Linked DNA regions of Homo sapiens: region 2 is linked to region 1. The links are chromatin loops, found by intact Hi-C in ENCODE. Cell type or tissue: Calu3. All regions are shown on one strand. Region 1 overlaps ZSWIM6 (zinc finger SWIM-type containing 6). Region 2 overlaps LINC02057 (long intergenic non-protein coding RNA 2057).

Region 1 (2,500 bases):
GGAAGACAAGACTACAGTTAAACTATCCAAGGAAAGCTACTCAAAAATATACTTCAGGGAGTGAATTCCCACATAATTTAATTTCCTCACTGTCAAAAACATCACTTAATTATCAAGAAGCTCCCAAGATTGAAAACTAAGAACTGCACATTAAAAACTGCTTCCTCTTATGACAAAAATCTACACTGGCCAAAAAAGGTTTCCACTCACACGCAGAGTCTAAGCATACATTATTTTGTACGATTCCAGAATCTTGTTTACAGGCGTGTATTCCCTTCTGATTTTATTCAAAAGATTCTCTTTTCTTTTCCAAGTGTGCTTTCTAAATCTGAAGACAAAGTGTTCCTTTTCCCAGGCTCCTTCTTCCCTGGCCTCCATGTGATGAGGCACCCATGCGAGAAATAAAGGAGCTATAGGGCTCATAGTGGTCTTAGTTGTTAGTCTGTGAAAGGCTGAAGTTGCTAGCTGCATATGGATTAGAATTTTCCTGTTTACAATGGTCCCCTGCTCTATAGCAAGAGGAACAGGACTGACCACAGGTCACATGGTTTAGAAATCTTAGGCCATTTTTTACATTTTAATTTTTCTAAACAACATGGCTTTAAGAGCCCAAGAGAGTTCTAAACCCTAAAAATGCTATAATTTTGGTAATAAAGAACTGGGCCCCAGGGAATAATTACTCAATTTTAAATGGCTGCCTCAACTGGAGGATTTTTAAAATAAATCCTGCTGATGGTTTCAAGATAGTCTTAAAGGACTAGAGTTACCTCAAGAAAGCTATCAAAGACATGTGTCCTCAATTAAGTCTGAAATCTTTGTTTCTTCTAAATCAGATGTGTAAACTTGGCAAGTGACATCCACTTGTAAACAGCACATTATTCCTGGTGTAATGCACAATTACTCTCTTAATTTTACCATGAGATCCAGAGTTAGATACATGCATTTACCACCTTATTACCTAAGTGTACAACATAAGAGCAGAGATTTTTGTTTGATTTGTTCATGTGTGCAAATCATTAGCAATTAGTGAATGCTACACAATTAAATTACATACAAAAATGAGTTAATTTCTCTCATTCATTTAGATATAAGGTTCAACTATAAATACAGTGAAATATAAATAAGATATTATGCCCAAAAATACAAATTCTAAATATTCCCATAGGGACAAAGTAATAATTATTGTGGGAATAACAACTTTAAATTTCCTAAGTTGTTATTGGATACAAATGGATACTTAACCTTTAAGGTGCAAAACCTTATATTGGAGTTCCAGTTTCCACATTTAGCCCTAAAGCACTGTAATCTAGAAACCATACAGTATCTTATTCTCTGAAGAAAGTTAGTCATTAAAAACACCTTCATTTGGTTAGTTTCTGGACATAGTACTTCCTGTTTTTCTTCCTGGGGGGAAAAAAAAAACAAACTAGAATCTCTGGAATCCATGCTACAAAATTTTAACTTAAGTCTATACTTCAAGCAATTAAGGTTTCATATAAATCAGAAAACAAATCTAGTTAAAGTAGAATTCCAACTATAATGAGTGACATAATGGCAAAATTCCATTGTAGTTTTAAAAGATCTGCTGTAACTAAAAACCACATTAGAACTTCAAGCATTTATGGATATATCTTCAAATTCATTCTCTCCATTGAATCATTCCTTCCCCTAAATGTACTTAAAATTTTCATAGTCATCTTTTCTAAGGTTCTTTAATTCTACAGAATGTGTGCTCTATTTGCTGCTTGATACTTTACACTAAAAGGCATCCCAAACACAGAAATATCTACAAACTCAGGATGTACATGTTCCATTAACGACATTTTAAAGGTGACAAGATGATAAGAAATCATTTCCTTGAATTTTATCCCATATCTAAGACTTCCAGAATATTTTTTTTTCAGTCTCTCCTTTTACCCCTGGAGCTAGGGTGAAAAAAAAAGAGAACAGGTATCAGTGTGGATGCTGCTAACATAAGCACACAGATATGCAAGTACTTGGCAGGAGGGAGAAAAGGGGAAGGACAAAAGAAATGACAGCAGGGAGAGGAGACTGGTCTTGCTGATTCATAAAATGCTTGGCTTAATGGGACATTTGGGCAGTGATATTATTTTGAAAACATTTATGCTAAAGCTTCTTTTGTAGTATATCAAATTAAGAAAAGGTCATATAGGTTGATGCAACTAAGTAAATTATATTACAAAGAACAAGTTACAAAATACAATAATGCAGATGTGGCCTACCCTATAAACTACCTCCATGTCAAATCTGGATACCTCTCTTTAGACAGATAATTTATGTAGTATTTCTGATGCACCATTATCCCATTACATTCTTATACAGTATGTTTTTTACTAGCTATTTTTCAGGTAAATGTCATTCAGATTTTTTAACCTATCTCATATACCTCATAATATATGAGATATTTTATGAAACCTCATAATAAAGGGTATCTATATACCCTTTATTTTCTAAAATGTAATTTTTCAACATACAGCAT
Region 2 (2,500 bases), 150 kb after region 1:
TCTTGCAACATGAGTGGGGGACATCCCCAACCTACTAGAAACTGTAGAGAGAGCCTTGGTTGTTTGCTTGGGCTGGAGCCACTCTGCCTGAGACTTCCATTTTGAGAGATAATTAATCCTTAGTTGAATCCTATACACTTTAATAAAGATGGGGGAAACCCAGAGAAGATTCAGGAGTCCTCTACTAGGAGGAACAGAATGAAACTAGAAAGTTAAAAGGAATCAGAGGTTGCTGGGTGCAGTGGTTCATGCTTGTAATCCCAGCACTTTGGGAAGCTGAGCAGGGAGGATCACTTGAGTCCAGGAGTTAGACAGTAGCCTGGGCAACATAGCTAGACTCCGTCTCTACCAAAAATTTTTTTTAATAAATAAAAAAATTAGCCTGGCGTGGTGGCATGTGTCTCTAGTACCAGCTACTTGGGAGGCTGAAGTGGGAGGATTGCTTGAACTGGGGAGGTGAAGGCTGCAGTATTCTTATGACTTATCTAAAGCTGATGAAACAGAAAATCATGCCACTACACTCAGCTTGGGTAACAGAATGAGACTCTGTCAAAAAAAAAAAAAAAAAAAAAGGAATCAGAAGTTTTACCTTACGGTAGAGAAGCCTATGAAAGAACTTGGTTGCTGTTTCCAAGCTCCTGGAGAGTTTTATGGGAGGGGTGTCAAACTGTTATTCTACAAGACTTCTGAAGACCTAAGTGAAAGAGGAAATGGAATTAAAGCAGGAGAGACTCTGGCTGGATTTAAGGGAGAATTTGCCTGTAAGAATGCTCAAATACTGATATGGGCTACTGAGAGTAAGAGTCTGTCCCTTTGGAAGAGGACAAGAAAGGGCAAGTGTGAGTCCTTGAGCAGTTTATTATTCACCTACTTAATGGCAATGGTACTAACCAAATGGCTACTTGAAGTTTGTAATCTTATGTTCATCTGGAGAAGAGAAGCTACTGAAACTTAAGTAGATGAGGAATCAGCTACAGACTTCCGAAAGTATCCATTAGGTGATAAGTTTGATCTGACAAAGCTGGAAATACCTGTTTTAGCTCTATCAGGCCAAAATGTCAGCCCAACATCCAGTTTATAATTTACGCTAAACACACACTACTTTATCAGAGCTCTGTGATTAGTCACATACCCAGAACAAGGACACTGTATGAGAAATGTAGCCTCAGGGAAGGTGGCTGATTATGTCTGGGGTGCTTATTAGTAGGGCTGATCCTAATCTGAATCCACTTTTCCATGGAAGAATGTAAAAATGAGTATTGGATATGGTCAGTCTCTCTGACCATGTAAAAGCTCTATACAAGGTATGCAAGTCACCAGGCAGCCCGGTGTGGAGCAGCTCTGCTTCATGGCCACTGGTTCCTGTGTCCAAGACCTGGATTAAAGGAACAACTCAAATGCTACTGCAAGTTGATTTTACCAGCTGTGAAATTATGGCACTGGGTCATCATTAACCTGAGTGATAACTACCTCTCCTCTTACAACCAAATTTTTTCTTTTTAATTTATGTTACAACCAATTTTATATAAAAACCATTATTAGCAAGACTTTCTCATTAACCCCAGAGGCTAATATAAATACAATAAAGGCATCTTAAAACCTCTGAAAAGTTCCATTCTTGTTGATTTGATTAAGCATACACCACTTCATTTGATTGAGATTGCCCGTGGGACATTTCTTTTCCTTCTAAAATTTGTAGGACAGCTCTTAAAATGCAGCCCCCACATATTGAAACATAGCACTCTTTCACAAATCAACAAGTCCTCTTTTAGCCACACCAGGCACATTTCTATCACAGCGTTTACTGAACAGTGTGAGCTGGCCCTCTCCAGTCCCCTGCTCCTCTTCTTTAGCATGGATTCTCCAGCTCCTGTCCTCTCTTTTTCTTTCGCCTTGTTTCTGAGAATCCCACCTGATTCTCTGGAGCACAAGGGCACAGGCTCCCTGCCCTGACAGCACAAAGAGCCTTGAAACACCTCTCCACATTAGAGGCACTCAAAAGACCTTCTCCACATTGGATGAGCAACCTTAGGGAAGCTGAGTCTGGGGTCTCAGGCTGCCCATGCCTTCCCTTTACAACCCCCGCCCCCTACCTGCTTTGAGGCTTGCAGTGGGCAGTGGGGAAGCCTGTGGATTTAGGTGGTGCCAGTGAGGCTGTGTTATTTGGGTCCTCATTCCTTCCCTTAGCTCATGAGGTCGCAGCATAGAACAACCCTGTAAGTTGGATGCTGGCACCTCAAGTCTTGGCTTAGAAGTCACCCAGACCTCATAACAGACCCTATGCTGCCACCTAATACCAGTGTGTCTTTGAGCAAGGTATTTCATCTCTAAGTGACTGTTTCCTATAAAATAAGAGTAAAAATACCTACTTCCCACATTGTTATAAGGGTTAAATGCCAGACATAAAGAAAGCATCTATACATTACTCAGTAACATTATAGAGAAGTAAATGCCCCCTTTTTATAGCAATAATTGACTTCTAAATACCTGTATTCAGAAA

The links. A loop is a pair of places that touch in the nucleus more often than their neighbours do. Peaks named below come from ENCODE experiments on the same cell type or tissue, not always from the same donor. Only the 100,000 strongest peaks of a DNase experiment are listed, where the experiment ranks them.
Region 2: a loop joins it to region 1, with 4 times the contacts of the local background. A loop is called at or near these places in 1 of 110 quality-filtered maps.

Annotation. Positions count from the first base shown.
Region 1 is chr5:61,401,445-61,403,944 of GRCh38, reverse strand. The region is part of intron 1 of ZSWIM6 (zinc finger SWIM-type containing 6); the gene reads right to left. Among named protein-coding and RNA genes, the nearest start is that of ZSWIM6, 70 kb to the right of the region's middle. In Calu3, no CTCF peak of the experiment used is centred here; no DNase peak of the experiment used is centred here.
Region 2 is chr5:61,253,978-61,256,477 of GRCh38, reverse strand. All of the region lies in intron 1 of LINC02057 (long intergenic non-protein coding RNA 2057), which reads left to right. Among named protein-coding and RNA genes, the nearest start is that of LINC02057, 9.7 kb to the left of the region's middle. In Calu3, no CTCF peak of the experiment used is centred here; a DNase peak (open chromatin) is centred at 1,157.